Regions from separate parts of the Mus musculus genome. Here regions 1 and 2 are each linked to region 3. A link is a loop called in an ENCODE intact Hi-C map of the cell type or tissue named here. Cell type or tissue: heart. All regions are shown on one strand.

What was found. Peaks named below come from ENCODE experiments on the same cell type or tissue, not always from the same donor. Only the 100,000 strongest peaks of a DNase experiment are listed, where the experiment ranks them.
Region 1: a loop joins it to region 3, with 2.8 times the contacts of the local background. A loop is called at or near these places in 10 of 42 quality-filtered maps.
Region 2: a loop joins it to region 3, with 2.7 times the contacts of the local background. A loop is called at or near these places in 9 of 42 quality-filtered maps.

Annotation. Positions count from the first base shown.
Region 1 is chr2:150,674,857-150,682,856 of GRCm38, reverse strand. It overlaps Vsx1 (visual system homeobox 1), which reads left to right. Exons shown (of 5, transcript NM_054068.2): 5 at 1-2,155. Among named protein-coding and RNA genes, the nearest start is that of Vsx1, 10 kb to the left of the region's middle. In heart, CTCF peaks have their summits at 4,284 (motif pointing left) and 7,696 (motif pointing left); a DNase peak (open chromatin) is centred at 7,756.
Region 2 is chr2:150,658,963-150,666,962 of GRCm38, reverse strand. It overlaps Acss1 (acyl-CoA synthetase short-chain family member 1), which reads left to right. Exons shown (of 14, transcript NM_080575.2): 2 at 7,031-7,127. Among named protein-coding and RNA genes, the nearest start is that of E130215H24Rik, 4.5 kb to the left of the region's middle. In heart, no CTCF peak of the experiment used is centred here; DNase peaks (open chromatin) are centred at 922 and 3,492; H3K4me3 peaks cover 171 bases; H3K27ac peaks cover 2,255 bases; H3K27me3 peaks cover 49 bases.
Region 3 is chr2:150,785,170-150,793,169 of GRCm38, reverse strand. Pygb (brain glycogen phosphorylase) reads right to left here and starts at 6,374. Exons shown (of 20, transcript NM_153781.1): 1 at 6,060-6,374. The coding sequence starts at 6,302. Gm30141 (a long non-coding RNA gene) reads left to right here and starts at 6,418. Exons shown (of 3, transcript XR_375102.4): 1 at 6,418-7,199. In heart, a CTCF peak has its summit at 4,248; DNase peaks (open chromatin) are centred at 3,849, 4,199, 5,669 and 6,429; H3K4me3 peaks cover 3,702 bases; H3K27ac peaks cover 3,835 bases.

The DNA.
Region 1 (8,000 bases), 110 kb after region 3:
TCATACCACCTCTCAAGCCAGTCAGTTTGGTCTAAAATCTTGTTTTTCCTTAGTGGAATCTGAACATGGAAGGTTTGAAGTTCAAAGAAAATTTTAGGGATGGGGTATGACGTCGCTTAGTTAATAGTACACAAGAAGGCCTGGATTCAATACCCGGCACCACTCAAACCAGATACAGTAGCACGCACCTGCAATCCCAGCACTCAGGGGGCGGAGACAAGAGATCAGATGTTCAAGAGCATCCCAGAGAGAGAGAGAGAGAGAGAGAGAGAGAGAGAGATTATTACTCCCTAGCATTATTTAAGATGTGGTTCAGTCATTAAAGAGGGCTGGTCTGACCTCCTCACTCTAAGTTAGAATATTTGGTTTGGTTTTGGTTGAAATGGGTTCTTGCTGTGCAGCCCAGGCTCGCTTCATTTTCATGATCTCCTGCCTCAGTCTCTCTAGTGCTGGGTTACAAGTGTGAATATAATTGTTATACCATCTCTAGGCTTCAGAGGAGTGAATGAATGAATGAATGAATGACTGCTATATTACCATTCCTTGAGCTGGGTCTAGGACATCTCTGTCTTTGTGATAGGTGATAATTTTGTGTTCTCAGTCACTTGATGGGCCTTGAATATTCGAGGTATAAACAACAAAGAAAGCCACAAGCCCCTCCTTCTCTGAAGTCACCTGGAGCCATGTTTAAGCAATTGTTAAATATCTGGAGACTGTCTGAAGGTCAGACCCAACTTCTTGGTCTTTTTGAATTTATGTTTGAAAGCACTTTAGTAACTTGGATTCATGAATGTTGTCTTCCCTGTATTTCTTTTGCCATTTATTTGTTATTTAAAAATAAATGTGTCGTGTGTCTGGCTCAAAGCTACTTCCTGGCCCCTCAGTAGGCTCTCCCCTTATGCCCCGTTTTAGTCTGGAAACATGCCGAGCAAGCTGTCTTTCAGCCCGCAGAACTTAGCACAGGGTCTGTGTCATGTACTGTGTGGCAGTAGCCCTGGCTTTTGGAGTTCAGAGGCTGAAGAAGGGTTGTCTGTTTTGGGCAGCTTCCTCTGCAGATTATCTCAGGAACCCATCAAGTTAGGCTGTCCCCACCTTCACCCTAGTCTCTTTAGATAAGAAAACGGGCAGTCTCTTCCTTTAGTCTAGGTTTGTCCTATGTTAGTTCCATAGTGTTACACTCTATATCAATGAAGTATTAACCCTGTGAGATGATGGTGAAATGTTGCTAGGTGAGAAGCCCTTAGAGGGGGAAAGAGATAAGAGGAAATAAAGATGTTTAAAGTACACTGAAAATAAAATAAATAATATTCGACAACTGGTTCGAAATAAACATGTGAACAATGGGCAAAAGTCTCTGAAACATTCTAAGGAAAACAGAGATAACAAAAATGGTGTGGGGCATATGTAACAGATGTGCAGCTGGGTCTTCACGTGGGACTCCTAAAGCAGGAGCAGGGGCCGTCTCTGACCTCATTGCCGTCCTTTGGATTCCCCCTCCCCTAACTGCACCTCAGCTCACTGCAGCTCAGCGTGCCAAGCCTGGCTGATATCCATGTGAGGTGTCCCCTCTTCTGAGAAGAAGGGGAAGGGGCTGGGGGTGGGGAGGGGAGAGGAAAGGGAGGAACTGGGGGGGGGGAGAGAAGCTCTCGATCAGGATGTAAAGTAAATTAATAAGTAATGGGAAAATGGTGTGAGAAAAGAGGAAAGCTATATATTTGTGTGTGTGTATATATATATATGTATATATATTTTTCTTTTTTTCCCTTGACTTTTGCTATGTTACCCAACCAGCGATCCCTCTGCCCCAACCTCCACAGTAGCTGGACCACAGTTTTGTGCCACTGTGATCCCGCAGCTAAAACTGTGTTAAATATGTAAGAAAAGCACTATAGCTCAGTGTGCTGGTATTTGGGAGGCTGGGCCAGAGGACCTCAAGTTCCAGGTTAGCCTTTGCTACAGAGTGAGATTTTTTTTTCCTCCCAAGACAGGACCTCACTATAGAGCTCCGGTTGTCTTAGAACTCACTGTGTACCAGGCTGGCCTCTGCTTGGCCTTTGCTTCTTAAGTGCTGCGATCAAAGGCCTGGCCATGAGATCTTGTTTTTTAAAAAAAAAAAAAAAACAAATAAAATAAAAATCACTATTCACAACTAAAATAACCAGTATGTTCATTAATTTGTTTTAAAACTCTTCAGAACTTGGGCTGGGGAGCTGGTGGTTTAGAGGACTCACTGCTCTTTCAGGGGACCTGGGTTCAGCTCTCAGCACTCACATGAAAGCTCACAACTACCTGTAACTCCACTGTGGGTGATACAATGCCCTCTTTCTGCTTTTGTGGGACCTGGGAATGTGTGAAGGGTACAGACTTATAAGCAGACCAAATACCCCCATACTAGAACAAAATAAAATAATAACAAAATTCAAACCCATACGCTTTTATTAGGGAAAAAAATCTACAAATGGCACTTTTTTCCCCTTAGGTAATGCATACCACTAGCACTAAATCAGCAAAAGCACAAAATATTAAAGATCATTAAGCAAGGAATCCATAGAGCATTGTACTACAATATGGCTGTGGATCGATGGTTAAGCCACACCTGAATTCTTAAAAGTTCAACAAAGCATTTTAATGGTACAGACATTGCTCTGGTACACAGAAAAAAGGTAAGAAGATTTCTAACGCTAACATCATCCTAATTCTAGAACCCCCAAAGTCGATACACCCACCTCCCAGCTCTATTTAGCGCCATAAATGGAAGTGTGAAATGTGCAAATAATTCTCAGTGTTTACAACCCAACAGAAGGCCAGACATGCTCTTTGTATGCCGGTCTACACCAAGCACACAAAGGTATTTTTTTAATATTACACATAACCTGGCAATGCTAAGGTATTTTGATGTTATGAAGGAAACTGCTTACACATTTATTAGCATCTCAGACTGTACAAGAAGGTTATATTGATAGATATTGAAAACACTGAAGAGGAAGGAGCTGAGGAGACCGCTTAATGGATAAAATGTTTGCTGTGCAAGCATGAGGTCTGAGGTTTGGATCCCCAGAATCCATGGAAATGCTAGACAGGCATGGTGGTCTGCCTGTAATCCAACCCAGGAGGCAGAAGTGAGGGACCACCAGGGCAAGCTGGCTAGTTAGAGCAGCCATAATTGGTGATCGGTAGCTTCAGTGAGAGGCCCTGCCTCAATAAATAAGTGGGGAACAATAGAGGAAGATGCCTAACATTAATTTTAAGTCTGTGCCTACACATACACACACACACACTACATACACACACACTACATACACACACACTACATACATACATATGTCCATGGGAACCTCCCTTACAGGTGCACTCCCACACATGTAAGTGCATAGACAGGAACTCACACCACACAAAGGTATCCACAGAAGAAAGGCACTCAGTAAATGAAACATCAGGCTCCTAGAAACTTCATATGAAACCAGGTGTGGTGGTGCACAGCTATATTTCTGACAGCCAGGAGGTCGAGGGAGGAGGGTTGGGAGCTCAATGGGTGGCTTCTCACAGTAACAGAAAGTAACTGATCCAACACAGTTGTCTTCATAGACCTGGCACACACCCTCCCACACAGCTCAGTCCCTTCGAGATGACTTATCACACCTAACACGGTGTAAATGCCAGGTAGATGGCTGAAGGGTGTGTCATCTAGGAAATGATAAGGGGAATGAATTCATGTTCACTTACCTATGGGCTTTAGAAATATTTCTGATTTATGGTTGAGGGGATCAATCTACAGACAGGGAACAAAATAGTACAGAGAAAGAACGAGAAAGAAGGCAGGCCATGAATAAAGAGCAGGAGATGAGGGGAACGTCTCTAATCTAGCTGAAGCTTTCACTAATTTCTAAACAAAATTAAGTGACGGTACTGAGTTCTAGTCCTTGGGTAACTGAAATCTCATGCAAACCAAAAGCATCGAAAGTCTTCATGGGTTTCTCTCTCACTCATGAAAGCTGGTCTTGAAACGCTGATTTAGGCTAGAGTTCGTGAGCCTTCCAGTTTTCAAACTTTAGTTCCCACCTTTGTTATTTTGTTGACAAAACAAGAACCACACTTCTGACAAACAGGCAGGTAAAATCTGGTATGGAGGGCAGCTCCTCTCAAGGACCACTGCCTTGGCTGAAGAAACAGATATTCTCAAATTTCTATGGCGTTTACTGGTCCTCAAGTTTACAAGTTCACCCTGGGGGAAAAAAGCTTTAGGACCCGGTTTATCACAAATGGCACAATGGCGCCACCTACTGGCAGGTACTGCAAACATGCATCCACTCTGTCCATTGCAAAGCCATAGATAACTATTTGCATTAGAGAAATTTTCTGTCCTTTTTCTACCCAGCCCTCCCAGTTGCCCTCAACACCACCAGTCTTGTTTTTCCTCTCTGTTCCCTGATCTCTGAACAGGCTTTGAAATGTTTTAGTTTCCAAGTGTGGCCCATCTTGATTTTATTCGGTCTCACATTGACATTTCAGGATTTCTCTTTCATTCCCTTCCAACAAAGACCCTCTATTCTTTGTTGGAAAAAGAAGTGAGCTTCTTGTTAGCATTGACCTCTCTCTGCTTCCAGACTGCAGACAAAATGTGACGTGTTGCTTCACACTCTGGCTGTCAAGCCTTCCCCAGCATGATGGACCTTGCCCTCAAACTATGAGCCAAAACCAAACCCTTCTTTCTTTAAGATTTTTTGTTTGCTCGTTTTTTACAGGCATTGATCACAGAAACAAGAAAAGTATCCAACAGTGGTCATTTCAACAGATGTTGGTTGTTATCCATAGTTACTGTGTTGTGCAGTGGACCTATTGTTACTACAGCGTCAACTTAGTCATTTACTTTTATCAGCATGTGTGTGTCTGTTTATGTGTGTGTGTGTGTGTGTGTTTCTATATGTGTCTCTGTGGGTATATGTATGTGTGTCTCTGTGTGTGTCTGTGTGTATGTGTCACTGTGTGTGTCTGTCTCTTTGTGTATATGTGTGTGTGTCTCTGTGTGTGTCTGTCTCTGTGTCTCTGTATATGTGTGTGTCTGTCTCTGTCTGTATATGTGTGTGTGTCTGTATCTCTGTGTGTATATGTGTGTCTGTTTCTGTATCTCTGTGTGTATATGTGTGTCTGTCTCTGTGTCTCTGTGTGTATATGTTTATGTGTCTGTGTCTCTGTGTATATGTGTGTGTGTCTCTGTGTGCATATATGTGTGTGTCTATCTGTGTGTCTCTGTGTATGTCTGTGTGTATATGTTTGTGTGTCTGTCTGTGTCTCTCTGTGTGCATATGTGTGTGTGTCTGTGTGTGTGTGTCTGTATGTCTGTCTGTGTCTCTCTGTGTGTATATGTGTGTCTGTCTGTGTGTGTGTCTGTCTATGTGTCTCTGTGTGTGCACGCTTTGCGTTTCCTGCCATGCTTAGTTTCTTAGTTAACATCTATGTTTTCCTCTTTCCATCATTCAGTTTCCTCCATTTCCCCCTCTGCTAGATTAGAAGTTATACATTCTGTATTACATGTGGCTGGTCTCACATAACTATTAAATGTAGATTAGAACTCCTCAAATAGTGAAAGGATTCTAGGAAGTTGCCTCTGACCTGTCACCTTTTGTGCTCCTGTTGCCCAGGATTTTGTCTGTATCTTGTTTTTCTTAGCCCCATGGCCATAACAGACATTTCCTGTCACTAACACTTGTTTATATTCACCCACTGGTGAGACACTGAAAGTATGTCTCATAGGTACTCTGTAGAGGTGAAACTGTCCTATATATAAGATACATCTATGTTTCTAAGGTTGATGACCAATTCCCATTCCTGGGTTGGAAGTCTGTCTTCTCCAGTTTTATAACAACAACACTGTTAGATAATTTGCCTAGGATGTTGTAAGTGATGGTGTAGAATGTATTTAGCCTGCTTGGACTCTGTGTGTGTCCATGATTTTTGAAGTCTTTCATTGATAACAGAAATGCTGCAGCTTTTAACTCAACCTCTCTGTGTTCTCTTTCCTGGGATCTCTAAATGTATGTGTGTGTGTGTGTCCCACATTCTGTGTCTTGTGTCCTCTTTTACAAAGTTTCGATCTTTTTGACTCTGCTATATATTCTTCTTTGATGGGGGAAATTTATTTAGCTCATAGTTACTGCTAGGATAGAGGTAGGGTATGTTCCTTAAGCCTATTTTTTCATCTCTACCTTATTATCCTTATTTGTTCTTTCCCCATTACACCTACTCTTTTGTTGCTGTTGTTGTTATTGCTGTTATTGTTGCTATTGTTGCAGTTATTGTGTGTCTCTGGCTGGCTTGGAACTTGATATGTAGATCAGGCTGACCTCAAACACAGAGATCTGTCTGCTTCTGTTTCTGCCCCTCACATGTAAGGATTAAAGGTGTGAGACACCATACATGGCCACTCTTAGGTTTTCTTGTTCGTTTGATTTTTGAGTGTTGCTGTGAAGCCTAGGCTGGGCTTCAGCTCCCAGGCTTAAGTGATCCTTTGGTCTCAGCATCCTGAACAGTTGGCCCTGCTTAGTTTGTTGTTTGCTTGCTGTTCCTGCTTGCAAACTTTTGCTCCAATCCTTTCACTGATTGGCTTAGAAGTTCTGTACTGTTTTTAGTTTTCTAAGAGTTATACATTCACTTTCACCTGCAAACATGTTTCTGCCACCATCTGGAGCAGGGCAGTCGCATCATGCCTTCATCTAGGAAAGGCCTCTGGTGTGCTTCTTCTCCGTGACTTTCAGCCAAAATCTGAAGGTTTCCCTGAGTGTTCTGCTGCTCATCTGGGTCCTGGCAACTTCTGCTCTCATCTTTCTTTCTTTCTCTCTTTCTTTCTCTCTTTCTTTCTCTTTCTTTCTTTCTTTCTTTCTTTCTTTCTTTCTTTCTTTCTTTCTCCCTTCCTTCCTTCCTTCCTTCCTTCCTTCCTTCCTTCCTTCCTTCCTCCCTCCCTCCCTCCCTCCCCTCTCTCTCTCTCTTTCTCTCTCTCTCTCTTTCTTTCTTTCTTTCTTTCTTTCTTTCTTTCTTTCCTTATTCATTTATTTTATTTATATGAGTGTGCTACCTGTATGTACACCTGCATCCCAGAAGAGGGCATCAGATCCAAGTATAGATGACGGTGAGCCACCATGTGGTTGCTGGAAATTGAACTCAGGTCCTCTGGAAGACCAGGCAGTGCTCTTAACTTCTGAGCCACCTCTCCAGCCCCCTCTGTATGAATCTTGGGCTACACATTTTCTTTCTTTCCACTGTACTTATCTGCCACCTGCTGGGGGCTTTCCCTCTAGTTTCTTTTTAATCTTGGAGTGCATGTGCCTTAATTTATCATATTTTAAAAGTAAATATAATTATTCATTCATCAAATGAAATCTTACTAACTAACTCAATTTTATATACCCAATTGACCAAATTAACTGTGTGTCTTGAACATTAAAAAGATAGATCTCTCATCTGCTTATCCAGAGTCAGAATCATTGAGGTGAGAACTATCAAACTGTCTCTGCTGGTCATCCTGTGTTCACGAATTATTTTAAGAGACCGTCCTCAGGGTATGCAGTATTGAGGTAGTTCTGGACTTCTTTCCATGGTGGCATCCTTTAAGAAATGTCTTATGTTCCAGTTGATTTATCCAGGGGCAGATTACAGGCAGAGTTGCCTACACAGGACAGAAATAGCTTTGAAGGCAAGGGTAGACTTCTGCCACCTGGTGGCAGTGTTGGTCAGTTTTACAATTCCTTGGGGGCTGTAATTGTTGACACTCTGTTTCGCTCCTGATCAGCAAACACATGTCCTCTTGGGATTCCCAGCTGAGGTCTTCAGGGCTGGGTCATGTTTAATCACTCGCTGACTGTCCAGAAACTCAGCAGGTGTTTTCTGGCTCATCCTTGCCTGTGATCTGTCTTCAAGTCACACCTGCCCTATAAATCTTCCTCCTTGGGTCTTGGCTGAGAGGTTGGGAGGCCCAAAATTGCTGAGACTGTAGCCAGATGTGGTGA
Region 2 (8,000 bases), 130 kb after region 3:
GACGAACTGAAGGTCTTTAAGACGAGGTGGCAGGTGATGCTTTGTTTAAGGACCAAAGTTAGAGGTGGAATCTGGTGTCTGCAGTTTCACTACCTCTTCAGCTTTGGTGCGTCTCAATCGCCCCATTTGTAAAATGAGAAAGCAATACTCACCTCTTATGCTGTCTGTACCGCAGTGCTGGGGGTGGGGATACAGTAACCTGTCCAGGCTTACTGGTGATCAATAAGCTGTAGCAGTTCTGATTTAATATATTCAGAAATTATAGGGTCTGTTTTTATTTATTTATTTATTTATTTATTTATTTATTTATTTATTTATTATATGTAAGTACACTGTAGCTGTCTTCAGATACTCCAGAAGAGGGCATCAGATTTCATTACGGATGGTTGTGAGCCACCATGTGGTTGCTGGGATTTGAACTCGGGAACTTCGAAAGAGCAGTCAGCGCTCTTAACCACTGAGCCATCTTGCCAGCCCCCTGTTCTTTTTTTAAAGCACAAAACTTTAAAGAAACTTTGGACAAGTCATTTTTCCCCCGTATATTATATCACTTGACAAGTTTAATCTAAATGAGTCTTTTACTAGATAAGTGTTGCCTTTAGACTTGAGTCAGCAAATTCTTCAACTTGGGTTAAGAAGTTCTTGCGTTTGCAGAAAGTGTCCTTCAAGTGAGTATAGCAGTTTGCAGAAGGAAGGGGGCAGAAAGTGTGCGGCTTCTTTGGAAACCTCTCCTCCCTTAAGAGGTCAAGGCCGCTGGGACGACCAAGCTTGTAGCTGATAAGAAGTGGTATCAGCCTTATGGTGAGGCTTGGGTGTGGTCTTCTAGGAATTCTCTGGCCTCTATTCTTCTACTATTAGAGCTGTGTGAGCCAGACAGAGTTTGAACTTCGCCAAACTGACATGCAAGAAAGCAGCTTCTCCAAATGTCTGGCTTCCTATCTGTCAGCAGCATCTTTGCCCTTTGCCCGTTTCTGCAACCTCCAGGGGTTACAGTGTGAACAGGGAACAGACCGACTGCAGCTGCTCTGGGAGCCACTTAGAGAGTTGTTAAGTCATTGGGCTGTTTAGGCCTGATCTGTTTATGTGTGATAATGACAACTTGTTCCAAAAATTTGAGTGGCACTATTATCCTTCCAGTGATCTTCAGGCTAATGCTTTTCAAAGGTCCAGACCAATGCTGCTGGACCAGGAAGCTTTTAGAGATGCAAATTCGGGGGCCCACTCTAGACTCTTAGGTTTAGAAACCCCGTGGCTGGGTGTCTTCCAGCTGTGATTGACAGGCCCTGCAGGTGCTTGGCACAGCACACACAGCACAGTTTGGTGGTTTCAGCTGGGTCTTTTGGGCTACACTGAGGTCTTAATTCTTACTTCATTGCATTTCACATGTTTCCTTATATTTGACCTAAAGAGAGCAGTGTGTCCTGGAATATTATTGTAGTTACCATTGTTCCATACTCTAATTTAGCTGTACTGCTGGATAATGACCCTTTTATTATCCTGAGGTCTTAGGTCAGGACTCTCAGGGCCCACGGGGGTCTACTCTCTCCCCTTCCCTGATATCTCACCTCCTGGTTTGAGGCCTGAGTGGTGGGTGCTATGCTTAGAATATGGTTCATCCCCTAAGCTCCTCAGTAAAGTCCCCTTGTCAGCTATTATGAGGGAGGTAGCTAGGATTGGGAGAGGTTATCCGGGCTGAGATAAAAGGTTCTGATCTTGGTGTTTTATAAGAGGGAGTGGCCAGAAGAGATAATGGATGTCTCATTCCACGTGATGCTCTGCCTCATTTTAGGGCACACTCATCAAAGACAGCATTACCAGACACAAGCCTTTGAACTTCTAGATGCATGAGCTAAATAACTGTTTGTAAAAATAGCCATCCTCTGTTATTTCATCAAGGTTCCTGAGAATGGATTGTACAGTTGTGATAAGTGAAATTTCAGGCTGGGCTCAACTGAAACATGTCCTGCAAACCACACAAAGCATCTCATGGTATAATGGCTAGGTTCATGGAAGGTTCTGTGTCCTGAGGGTCAAGAGACTCAGGTAGGAATGAAGGCTCCTGCTGAGCAGGCTGTCTGGGGTGGGGAGGGTACTTGGTTGCCGTTGTTGCCCCATCAGATGATGTTCTCAGCACACGCAGCCGGGGCTCTTGCTAGGATTAGGTGAGATTAAAGCTCTTGACACTGTTCTTAGCACAGTGCAGCCCTAACCACTCATCGCTGTTAATTATTAATGAAGCATTTGGGGAAGCAGTGACCTTGGTTTGTCCTTCAGGAGGCTGCTGAGTATTGTGCCCATCTGAAACAGACCCTGTTGCAGGATATTTGATCACACTGTGAACCCTGAGATTGTGTTATTTACTGAAAAATACCTGTTTCTAGTCCGGGTGTGGCCTAGCCTTTAGCACACACCTTTAATCCCTCTGGCTGGAATATACACTCTTAATCCCAAACAATGAAGGTAAAGTTAGTTTGTAGAAGGAAGCACCTATGTTTGAAAGTGACATTTAATTGAGTGGCAGACAAAGTGACCAACTGGAGAAAAATTTGACATGATAGGATCTGTCCAATTCTCATGAGAAGAGAGAAGAAGGGGAAGCTACTTAAGAGAGCAGTGCAGAGAGAGAGAGGGTGGAGAGGGAGGGAGGCAGTTTTACCAGGACACTTGTACAGGGACAGGTTGCAGAGAGATAACAAGCTAGACATAGGTGAAGACAGAACAAGCCAGAGAATGAGGAGGAGCCAGAAGAGTCAAACAACTTGCTAAAGTCAGTATGAGGCCAAAGAGAGCAATTCAGTTAGAAACTAAGAGAAGCCAGATTGAATCGGTCATCTTGGAGACAAGTTTGAGCTAGAACAGCTGAGTTGACCAGCCAGCTAGAGTTCAGAAAGAGCTAGAAAGCGTGAGCTTGTTTAGCAGTAAGTCTCAGATCTACTTTGTAGATCAAGCTGTTCTGGAATGCAAAGAGATTCATCTGCCTCTGCCTTCACCTCCTAGTACTGGGATTAAAGGCATATTGCCACTATGCCTGGCTGGAATAAACTAATTTTAACTTTAACTATCCATTGAGAGTCTTCTTGGGTGTTTTTGTTTGGTTGTTTTTTGTTTTTCTGTTTTTTTGTTTTTTCTTTTGGGAATGGAGCCCAGAGTCTCACAGAGGCTAGGCTGGTACTCTGCCACTGAATGCCACTAAGGCCTCTAGATACTTTAGGAACACCGCACAAACAGAAGTCACGTTGCTGATGCTTTCCTCGATGGCTGAGATGATGGCAGATAAAGCTGGTCGAACCTTTTAAGGAACTCCAAATGAAAACGCAGCTCCAGTTTCATGAGGCAGAGCTTCTGGAAGAATCTGAATTCTTCTCCGTCGTCAGAAGCGTGACTTGCTTTAAATAGCAGCTGCTTCTGGAAAGTTGGCAAATATAGCTTTTGGAAGGAAAGTTCTCACAATGTGCCAGGGAAATTCGCTATTTAAAGAAAGCCATTGTGAATCCTCGTGTACTTATTAATCCCAGTTCCTTTTCATGACGCTTGAAGCTTTGTGTGCTGGATTCACTTACATCTGAGCTGGGTGTGGGTGTGTGTGTATTTAAACAACCAATCAGAGCTTTTTGGAGCAGGGGTGTGGTTTCGTAGTTGTACAGTTAGTTAGCCTGTAGGAAACTCTACATTCCGTTCCTTGTGCTATAAGGTTGGGGGTGGGAGTTTGAAAATTCCTACATTATTGTGTGCCACATCTTTGTAATAGAAGTAATAACACTTGTAATTTGTGTGTGTGTGTGTGTTGTTAATAAAACTAAATCTCTGATCCACTAACAAGCATTAATGGAACTGCTCATAAGACTGTGTTAGGATCTGGGCTGGGCTGCTGTGTGCTACAGTTACCGAGAAGGAGCCCCATGGCTGAGCAGATACCCTGTTTTTAAGGGCCATATCTCACTCTTAATGATGCAAACATGGAATGGTCCTGTTGTATAGATGGAGACACAAAGGCCCAACCTCAGAAACAGTGGAAGATGCCCACTGTCATAGCACCCGAGCGACACAAAGAGATAGATGATAAATCTGCTGTTGGAAGAACTACTATGATGTGCTCTGACACGGTCAGTTGGACAACACTTAGTCTCATAAAAGATATCAAGTATCGAAAGCTGCCTTTTGTAGCCAGAGAAGGGCTGAGAACTCACAGTAGAGATCAGAAAACGAATTGGCTGTTTCAGCCACATCCCTTGAAAGGTAGGAACAGGAAGACAGGACCATGTGAAAACAATGGACAGCTAACTCACCAAGGCTGTGTGTCTCCTTTTCCGAATAAGCACATAGGCGGGAGAACTTCATCACAAGGCACACTGAAAGTTTGGTTTCAACTTTTGTGCCTCTGATCTTGATTTCTCCAAAGGTCCGATGAACAGCCGTGTTTCAGCTTGGCGATATGAACTTTAGCATGAACAATTCCGTTTTGATTTTTAGTCTGGCCTGTGCTAGAGCTTAGACCAAAACAATGGTCTCCTGTTAATTTTGCTTTGACAGAGTGAAAAAGTGCATCTGTACTGGGGTGATGTGCTCAAGGTACCCACATGGCAGGTGAAGAAGGTCTGTGGCTCTCCACCAGTCCCCAGGAGAAAGGACTCTGGGCACAGTAAGGAAGTGTTACATGGAGTAGGCCAACTGAGAAGTGGGAGGACAGAGGCTCACTGTGTACAGGGGACTTAGAAGGCTTAAAGTAGGAGGTGGGGTTTGAGCTCTGCCTTCAGTTGTGCTGGGCCCCGGCCCAATTCCTCTTGAAAATGCTGGAAGGTGGAAAGTTCTTGTCTCACGGCCCATTCTTTGGATTGAGTTGCTTTTTCTTTTACATGTAGAGGTTTTGTATAGGCAGGCAGAGTATCCTCCATGTCTTCCTTCCTCTCCCCAACCTTCCCTGTCTTCCTTTTTCCCTCTTGCCTCTTTCCTCACTTCCCTTTTCCTTCTCCCCCATCCCTTCCCTTCCTCTCTCCTTTTTGTCTCTCACTCTCCTATTTCTCCTCCCTGCCTCTTTCCTTTTTTCTTTGCCACCCCTTCTTTTCTTCCCTGTAACTGAAGCAGTGGGAGGAATTGTAGTATTTGCTAAAAAACCAACCAACCAACCAACCAAACAACCAAACAAAAAAACCATTATGAACTTGGAATTTTAGGTTCATGGTTCTGTCAGGACCCATACTGAGATGGTTCTAAGGAATGGATTATTCTGTTGGCATGTTCCTTGGGGACATTGTGACATCCTCAGGTCCAATCTCATGACACACTTGTGGGTGGCTAATTCTTATACTCACCCAGAGTCAAGGGTTGCTATGCCACCCTGTGGATTAAAAAGCTGAGACTTGAAGTAAATGACAAGGGCACTGTAGTTAGTGGGTGGCTGGCCTGGAGCCAGACCTGAGGATTTTTTTTTTTTAGGTAGCTGCAGGCTGCCAACCAATAAGGTATGGCCAGGTGTCATACTGGGCTATCAAGTACCTTTATTACCCCCACACCCCCACCAGGAAGAGAAAGAAATGGAATCCCCACAAAATCTGGAAGCGTCATATACAGTGATGTACCTGTAAACACACAAGAGTCTGCCAGTGTGTGGTTCCAAGACAGGCTGCAGCAGGACTGTTTCCTTAAAATGCATAGTCTCTGCCAGGGGCTGGTGGGCTCCCAGCTGTCCAGAACAGCTCATACTTCCTGCTCTTAACCAGTTCTATCCTGATTCTCCTTCATGATTTTTCCTTAGCACTGATTCCCTGGTGACCTTTCCTAACTTGTCATGACCAGTTCAGAGTCACCTCCACCACCAGGCAGCTGGGGACACAGCCCTGTGCCAAGGGCTGACTTCTTTGTTGACTGTTAACAAGCTCTGAAGCCATGATTTTAGGATGAAAACTCTTGGTGTTTGGGCATTTGTGTACACACACACACACACACACACACACACACACACACACACATACACACACACAATCGCCACACCAGTAAACTAGATTCAGCCTGGCAGCGCATTCAGCTGACATTTGTGAAGCTAGCTTGCTAGTTTCTTCCCCCAACAGCCTTGTTTTTCCAGTCTCTGTAGCATCTGCCTATTCTCAGCTGCTTGCACACTTCCCCGTTCTGCACAGTTCTAAGATTCTTCTGTCTGTGGATCACACCTCTTCATAGCTCCTCTCCCCTTTGCCACAGATTGGGCTCAGCTTTCTTCCATCTGCTGCACAGAGCAGTTCTTGACCGCCTGTTTGGACCATTTCAGGGAGAGTGGAGGGCCATGTGAGGGACCTGGAGCTAGTACGAGTCAAATCTGTTAGTGTGTGACCTTCGGCAGGCTGCTCAATCTCTGCACTTCACACCAAGGATGAGAAATACTGGGAGTGGGTCCCTCAGGATGCTGCTCACATCCAGACTCTGGCTGTTACTGTTCGTCCCAAGTTGCTCTTTGCTTCTGTGAAAAGGTTTGTCTTGTCTGGGTAACTTCAGCCCCAGTGATCTGTTGATCTGAGTCCATCTCAGATTTCCTCCAAATACCTTGAGGCCACTGGTGGGAATATGCTTGGGTAGAAGTGGGCACTGCATGAACTGACCCGAGTTAAACTCACCTTTAAAATCAAGTGATCAGTGAACAGGATGTCAACAGAACTGAGCCCACTTGTCTTCAGGTTTATGGTAAACAAGCCCATTGACCTTGTGCTTTTCCCAGCAAGTCATGTGAGCCGAGCTTGGGTAGCAGAGGGGGAGGGGAGAACTTTCTTGAAAGGCATGCCCAGCTTAAGGTGGTGATGCCACATGGATCCAGTGTGGAGACCACTGGAATGGTGGGATGACCTCAGAGTCTGCGTGGAAGGTCACCTTGTAGGCAGGTCGTGTTTGTAGTGATTGTCCCTGTTCTCTGCAGTTGTGGCAGTTACTCCTTCCTGAGAGAGAGATCCTGCTCTGCAGGAACAGCAAGCCACAGCAAATCAAATCCTATTCCATTCCCCTCTACAGCATCTGGAATAACATTTGTTAACTTTTCTTTGCATAGTCAACTGCCTGGATCAGCATGTGCAGAAGTCTCCTGAGACCATAGCTTTGATCTGGGAGAGAGATGAACCTGGGACAGAAGTGAGAATCACTTACAGGTACTGTGTGACACCTGGGACCCTCAACACCCAAAACACCACCTGGACCTTTCTGAGGTTTGGATTTGGGGAAGGTGATTGATCCCTTTGTGACCATTAACACACTTTCTAGTCTGGAAGGACTCTGGTTGTGTGTTTGCTTGGTGACGCCTAATGTCTGAAGATTCCTACAGCGATGTTAAGAGACTGGGGAGGCATTGGCCCTATTCTGCTGCTGTGTCTGGCTCAGGACATGGAATTATCTAAGCACTGGGAGATGTTTCAGCTTTGGGGGTGTTCTGTTAGCTCAGGAAAAGAAGATGTGGGCAAGACAGGTTGTGGCAGGTATCAGAGCATGCAGAATTCTAGTTGTATTCAGTTCAACAAAAACCCTGAGCTGGAGCTACTCAAATAAGACAGGGCAAACTCATGCACAGGAGCTAAAGCTGCCAGAGCCTGAATGTGGATGGCGTCTTTGGAGCACTTGCTACTAGTGTCTCCTGTCACTGATGTGAAATGCACAGAAATTAAGTGGTCTGCCTAAGGTCACATACTAGTAGATCTTAATTTGAGTCAGGTTAGCGCCAGGGTCCTTCATACCATCCTGCCCTCCATTGTTATCCTGTAACGGTTTAAACAGGCAGCAAAGAATTACCCTGTTATCAATACCAGCTGCTGGCCTTTTTCTATATATCTTATGGTGGGGCGGTCATTTACATAAGTTTTTAAAAAGGCTGACAATGTTCCTTGATTTCATAAATGGAACCTATACACTATCTGGACTTGGAGTACCAAGTGTGTGATGCAGTACCAAGGTTTTAGATGAAGTAGGGAACATTCAGGGAGATGTGGCCATAGACTTTGATAGGTCCTTGGATAACTGGCTACCTGAAG
Region 3 (8,000 bases):
TTAGGAGGTGTGGCCCCGTGTGGGGGGAGGGGAAGATATATCAATGCCAGTGGGCTTTGGGGTTTCAAATGCTCAAGCCAGGTCCTGGGTCTCCTCTGTCTTATAGCCTGCTGATCCGGATGTAGAACTCTCAAGCTAATTCTCCAGCACCATGTCTGCCTGCATGCTGCCATGCTTCCTGCCATGATGACAGTGCACTACACCTCTGAATTGTATGCAAGCCAGCCCCAATGAAATACTTTCTTTTATAAGAGTTACTGTGGTCATGGTGCCTCTTTACAGCAATACAACATAGACCAAGACAGTAGCAATTACATGTTTAATTAAGTTAAAGCTAAATGGAGTGGTATATGCCGATAATCCCAGTCAGGAGGCAGAGGTGGGAAGATCACAAGTTCAAAGCCAACTGAGCTACACAGGGAGGTGTGCCTTAAAGCAAATAAAATGTAGAATCAAATCTATGGATTGAAGTGTCCATCTGACCCCCAAAACCATCTTCCTGTAAATCAAAACAATGTTAATGTCTGGGCACTGTGTCCCAGCCAAGTTTACACATAAAATTAACCTTCAGAGCCTGTAAGAGCAGAGGCCAAAGGTGCGCACTCACTGACAGGCGTCTTCTTCTGGTCAACACTGAGCCTACCACCAGTCTGGGGCCAAAGACCTGCGTTATCTGCTGTTGGGGAAGCCTGCTAGAGAGAAAGATCACCTTCATACACACAAGTAGAAACATATCAGACGACTAGTAATGTCAAGAAGATTTTAGCATTAGCTCCCACTGCTTATGAAGTCTAACAAAGCCCCAGATACAGTGCTCAGAGACTACCCAGGTTGCTGGATTACCTTCTCAGCAGCTGGTCCAGACTCGCTGCAAGACCATGCAAATTCACTGTGTTTATCTTCTTAGAAGAGCTGTTTTTCCTCAACCTACCGATACCATGAAGCCTCCCAAACCACAAGGTCCACAGGTTATTCAACTAGTTTTTCTTTTCTTTCTTTTTTTCTTTTTTTTTAGTTTTTCGAGACAGGGTTTCTCTGTGTAGCCCTGGCTGTCCTAGAACTCACTCTGTAGACCAGGCTGGCCTCGAACTCAGAAATCCGCCTGCCCTTTAATCTTTTTCTTTTTTGAGACAAGGTCTCACACTTTAATATTTGAAATGTGTGATCCCTGACCTTGAAATGAGTATACTCACAAGTCCACTGCTTAAGTGAGCATGCTGAGGAGGAAGCCAGTCCCAGTATATCACAGGCCTTGTGACTAACTTTTCAATGCCTGCTCTGTTCTGAGAAGACACGGCTTTGGAAATAACTTCCATACTCTCCTTGCTTGCTATAGATCCTAAGTCTTTTTCTACCCATGTCTTGGCTATGCTTATTTTAGCTTGTGACTCTCATGTTACATCTTGCTCAAATCTCTCTGGATAGAGTTTGATTTTTGGTTGTCGTCGTCTTCTTCTTCTTCTTCTTCTTCTTCTTCCTCTTCCTCTTCCTCTTCCTCTTCTTCTTCTTCTCCTCCTCCTCCTCCACCTCCTCCTTCTCTTCCTCCTCCTCCTCTCTCTCCTCCTCCTCCTTCTTATTTTTTGTTTTATCCTCCTCGTCCTCTTCCTCTTCTTCTTCTTTCTCCTCCACTTTTTTCTCTTCCCTGTCTCCCTCTTCCTCCAAGACAGGGTTTTACTGTATAGCCCTGGATAGCCTAGAACTCACTATGAAGACCAGGCCTTGAACTCAGAAACAAGCCTGCCTATGCCTCAAAAACATGTGCCACCACACCTAGTGAGATATTGGATTTTGAGACAGGGTCTCTTGTATGGTTCATGCTGATCTCAAAATTGCTATGTAACCAAAGATGGCCTTGGACTCTTCTGGCTCCCAGCATTTCTGCATAAAGGGAATGTCAACATTAAATGGGGACATTTTACAAGCAAACATAAAACCTGACCATGTTAGAATGACAGAAGCTTCAAAAATAGACTCCATAGCTCAACTCTCTTTGTTTTAAAGATGAAAAAACATGAGGCTAAGGAAGGCTAAAAACTATACCCAGCTAGCTGGTGTGGGTAGCACTCAAGACCATCCGGGGCTACATGAAGAGATCCCAACTAAAAGGGGGTGGGGTGAGTGGGTGTCAATCTAAACACACAGTAGCATATCACAAAGTTGGAAAATGGGAAAAATCAGGATGGAAAGGAGTTTAGGGCTAAAAGTGTTCACACTGCTCAGTGATAGGTATACTCAGAATGCTTCAGGCCTTAGGTCTGATCTCCAGTACCACTAAGTAAAGCAAAAACCCCTTGTAAAAGGGGTTAGACCTCTCAAAAAAACAAAACAAAACAAACAAAAAACCAAACAAACAAAACAAAACAAAAAAGGGGGGGTTGGGGGGGTTAGACTTAGGTCCTTTGCTGCACAGGACTTCTGGTTCCTAAACTGAGTGCTCTCCAAGACTCTGCTGTTTCAGGACGAACTTGTAGATCTCGTAAGAAATTATGAGAATCTATACTATGAGTGTAATTACTGTTTCTAACAACCACGATGCTAGGGCTGGAGCCATGAATCAGTAGTTAAAGCAGCGGTTGCTCTTCCAGAGGACCTGGGTTCAATCCCAAGCACCCACGTGGCAGGTCACAACTGTCTGTAGCTCAGGCCCCAGGAGAGTCCATCACCCTTTCGTGGCCTCCGTGGATACCAGGCTTGAAACTGCTGTACAGAAGTAAGTGGAGGCAAAACACCAGTACACATAACAAACAACACAATTAAGAAAGAACAAAAGCGGGGCTGGCGAGATGGCTCAGTGGATAAGAGCACTGACTGCTCTTCCAAAGGTCCTGAGTTCAAATCCCAGCAACCACATGGTGGCTCACAACCACCCATAATGATATCTGACACCCTCTTCTAGTGCATCTGAAGACAGCTACAGTGTACTAATGTAAAATAATAAATAAATTTTTAAAAAAAGAAAGAACAAAAGCACAACGCCATGGAGTAAAAGACAAATCAACAGCCACGGGAGGGTCTGAGAAAGTCTGAGGGGCTGTGCACTCCTAAGACTGAACACATGGAAGGCTTTAAAAACCAAGAGCTTGCCAGGCGTGGTGGCGCAAGCCTTTAATCCCAGCACTCGGGAGGCAGAGGCAGGTGGATTTCTGAGTTCGAGGCCAGCCTGGTCTACAAAGTGAGTTTCAGGACAGCCAGGGCTATACAGAGAAACCCTGTCTCGAAAAAAAAAAAAACAAACAAAACAAAAAAACAAAAAACTAAGAGCTGCCAAGGTGACTCAGCAGCTGAAGCTACAGCCATCAACCCAAGCCATTAGCATGCCCAGGACCACATGCCTTCTGCACATGCAAAGAACTGAATTCTCAAAGTTCTCCTCTGGCCTGAACACAGATTTTGGTAGGATATGCACCTGCCTCATACATACGTGTACACACACACACACACACACACACACACACACACACGTTTTACATATAATAAGAAATAAGTTAGAAAAAAGCCCCAAATGTTTTTGCCAGTGCAGAGAAAGGATGCAGAAAACAAACTGAGCCACGCTTCCAATGTAATCTGTGAAACTACAGTTAACATGGCCCTGATAGCTCATCACTGTTTTCTAACCTTCCCCTCAGCATGCGTGTGAAGTTGCATATCTGTAAAAGGAGAACTAATAAAAGCACTGCTGTATCAAACAGGCCATCCTGCTTCCAGCCTGAGCCAAGCAGGGTCACATCCCCCAGGCACTCACTGCCAGAGCCTGGGATGGCTCTGACGTGGTTTGTTGGAAGTACATTCTTCACATGGTGCAGAGAGGTGAACTGGCTGACTGTCAGCATCAGTTACTCAGACAAACACTGAAAACCAGGGTATCAAACACCCAAAGCTGGGCTATGCTGGGCTATCTCTCCTGTCTCCTAAATGAGACAGGGGATTGTGCCAAGGGTACCTCAAACTCTGGGGCAGCTGAGTCTACAGGAACACACCATCGTACCTGTTGGGTAGATTGCTGCCCAGAGAGTCATTTCCTTAATCTCTGGACTCACCACAACAGGAGTCCTACAGTGTCCTCCAACTCCTGAGAAATGACCTTGAACTGCAGGCAAAGCTGGATCCCTTGTCATCCACTATTTGAACAACACCAGTGAATCTGAGCAACACAGCTCTTCTACTAACAAGGCATTCTGGGGGAGCCGCTGCTCCTGGCCAGTTTCCCTGGCAGTGATCCCAAGCCCTTGTTGCAATAACCTGTTTTAGCCATTTGGGGCCACTTCTTTAGAAGCTGCCTTGCATACTAACTATGAAGAAGCCCAACTAGCATTCTAACAGCCTGTCCTCAGCATCTTTATTTCAGGAAGGGAAAAAGCCCCAGAATGAGTTTGGAAAGCAATTAATTTTTACTCTTAGCAATTATCAAATATACTTTAATGCCCTATAAAAAAATTACTCTAAAAAGCTCTGTCACTAAGACAGCTGTTGGGTGCCCAGATTTCTTTTTTGTATGTTTGTTTGGTTTGGTTTTTTTGGCTTTTTTTGTTTGTTTGTTTGTTTTTCAAGACAGGGTTCCTCTGTATAGCCCTGGCTGTCCTGGAACTCACTCTGTAGACCAGGCTGGTCTTGAACTCAGAAATCTGCCTGTCTCTGCCTCCCAAGTGTGGGGATTAAAGGCGTGCGCCACCACCGCCCAGCTGGGTGCCCAGATTTCTATGGCAAATCAGATCATCACTAACTGGCCCCAGATAGGCAAGAGTTTTTTCCTTGCTAGTTTTCACTCTGTCTTAATACAAGATAGGCAGAATTCTCCATACCAAATGCAGAGAGAGAGAGAGAGAGAGAGAGAGAGAGAGAGAGAGAGAGAGAGAGAGAAATTCTTGCAACAGGGGATGTGTAAAAATATGATACCTGCATAAGCTTAAAAGCACCAGTATGTATTACTGACCCAGAGCCCTGTTTATGAGTGAAGCCACAAATGGTTTCGGATGAAATAAAAGCCACAAAATTGTGCAGCATACAAATATGCATACCTGTGTATTTAGGAACAGCAATTACCTGGAAACATAAACGGAACAGAATAAGGAGGACTGGGGGACCTGGTGGAGCTGGCACACGCCTTAATAATCCCAGCACTCTGGAGGCAGAGGCTGGTGGGTTTCCGTGGGTTTGAAGCCAGCTTAATTGCACAGAGTTAGCAGTCCAGCAGACAGAGCTGAGAAGTTTTGGGGGTTGGGGTGGTGAGAACTGTCAAAGGCTCCGTTCAGTGTATTTTGTTTTCCTACTAAGAATAAAGGTTTGCAAAACAGAAAAAATGCTACAACTTCTAAAGCAACTTGCTAACAAGTTTTGTCAAGGTGGAAACCTCAAAGGCAGCCTTCCCCACGAGGATTCCATCTTTGAGTTTCGGACCCTCTCCTGTTTCAGGCAGGCATTACAAGTGATTTTCTTCTCATCAGTCTCGGAGTAGGGGGTAGGGTGGGGAGCACGGGGCGGGGCAATTCCCTGCAGATTACTGATCTCACCCCTTTCCGACTCATAAAACTACCGGATCTAGTTCCAGTCCCCCATCTTCTTCGCTCGGGGCTGCAGAAAAACAAAAGGGGGAGGGGAGTGGGGGAGTAGAGGAAGCATGAACTCTGAAGCCATCTCGGAAGTCCACAGCTGGAAAACAGCCGGAAAATCCGCCGGCAAGAGCAGACCCCTAGAGCACTTCTCTGGGATGCGCAACTCCGCCGTGGGCAGAGGCCTGGCTCCATACAGCCAGATTCCAGACAACGTACCGGTGGGGGACTGACTGCGGTGGAAGACAAGGGGCCACTCAAAGCCATACTTAGGGACTGGGGACTGCGGGCCGGGGAGCAGGGGGATGGGTCTCAATTAAAACGAAACCCGAAAGAGAGGGTATGCACCGGTCCTTCGAAGGAGGATGCATAACTCTACTGTCTCTTCATTGGTCGCAGGTGACCGTGGTGCAACAGGGACCAGGCCCGTGGGCGATACTTGGGAGGGGGGGGGGGGCGGGACCCGCCCTGCCCTGGGCTCGGTCTCCCTCCCAGGGAGGGCGGGCTGCTCACCTTGGGGTCCCGCTCATAGTAATGCTGCTGCGTGCGGATCCAGCGGCCCACTAGGTGGTCGCGAACTGTGTGTGCCAGAGCGAAGAAGTAGTCGCGGGGCGTGGCCACATTGCGGTCCTTGACCAGCGTGAAATGCAGGTGTCTGTTGAAGCTCTTCCGCACCTCGGCCACGTCGCCCAGCCCCGCGATGCCACGCACGCTGATCTGCTTCTGCCTCTCACTGTCCGTCAACGGCTTCGCCATGGCGCCAGAAGAGGCAGAGGACAGGGTACGGCCCTGGAGCGAGCAGAGAAGACTCTAGCGCTGGGATGCTGCGGTGTCTCTGGCGCCAAGGACTGCAGCGGAGGCCGGCTCATACGGATTGCGCCTGCGCTTTGCGAGAGGGCCGGGCCCTGTGGATGGGCGTGGGCTGATCTGGAGGCGGAGCCTCGGAGAAAGAGCCCGTCAATCAGGCTGTTTCAGCCGGGAAGAGAACGTGGACGCTCGAGGGGAAATGGTTTATTCCTTTACTGGTGTGTCTGGGGCTGGAAAAACCGGACTGCAGCTTCCCCATACCTAAGATTTACCACTTTTATGAGGCAAAAGTAGAAACCGAACCAGTGGCTGCGCCTGCCACACTGGAAGGCAAACTCTTGCCATTCAGGGACTTCCTGGAGTTTCCGGGGCTGCAGGGACTGGCTCTGCACAGAATCACCAGATGCCCTTTTTAGGACTGCATTGGGTGCTCAGGTGTAGCTGAGCTCTGTTAAACGTTCAGAGAAGTGTGCACACGCTTGACAGACAGCCCCCAATACCTGCTGGGACTCGTCGCCAAGCTGACAGGTGGTTCTGAAAACACACGCAAGAAAAAAACGTTGTTTGTGCAAAAACTAAAAATTCATAAGTCATATCAATGTTTGTGCCTCCATGACACCACTTCAGCTCTGGAGAACAAACTGCATGGAACTCCTCAAAATACAAATCGCCAGTCTAGGCTGCAGTGACAAACACAAAAAATCTGCTGCAAATTAAGTATACAGCATTCTCTCCAAGGATGGGCAGAGGCTACTATCAATCACAACCTTTCTGGTTGTTAAAGAAAAATTCCATCCAGAAAGAAGTCAGCCATGCACAAGGAGAAGAAGGAGAAACATTTCATTGGTGAGCAGGGAAGCAAGCTGAGGTTCTGAAAGGGTTTAGGCCAGCCCAAATTTCTTACCGTTTATAGGTCAGGAGGCAACACTGCCTGCCTAGGGGACCATCTCAGAGTGGTCTCTGAATCCCTTAATCATTAAGGGAGTTTAGTTAGGAGTGTTTACAGCAACATAAATTGCAGAAACAAATGGTTTTATATAAGAATACATTATAATTTCAATAATATGTATCAGGCAGGTAGCAATAAAAAGGCATACAGGAATTGCAAATAACAGTAGTCTTGGACTGTAAAAGAACTTTTCTCTTAGCAAACTGTAAGAGGAGGTTCAGCATGACCTTAGTCCTCTGTGACAACCTTCCCTTCAGGCAGTTTTGGCAAATGTTTGTTTTCCAGATAAAGGGTGGGTGGTTTTTTTTTTTTTTTTTTTTTTTTAACAAGGCAGGACTCAACCTACCTAAGTAAAACTTTAATCCAATTGACTCCTACATAACCAGACACCAAGCTATCATAAAATTATACAGACATACATTCATACATGAATATATATAGTTTTTGAAGGAATACCCTATAGCTAGAGATCAGCCTCTCTGACAGAGACACATAACCCTTCACCATATGTGGGGAGCAGCTTTCAAAGCTGCCGCTTGGCACTCTTTCCCAGGGAGCTCTGGGATGAGACCCTCTGGTCATCGATATACAGTGCTGCCTCCTGTAAACTCCCTTGGCCCCAGAAGAACTGCCTTCCCTTGTTGTGGAGACGCTTTCCCCACATAGTGAGGTCAGTGACTTGCCTTCATTTGCCTCTT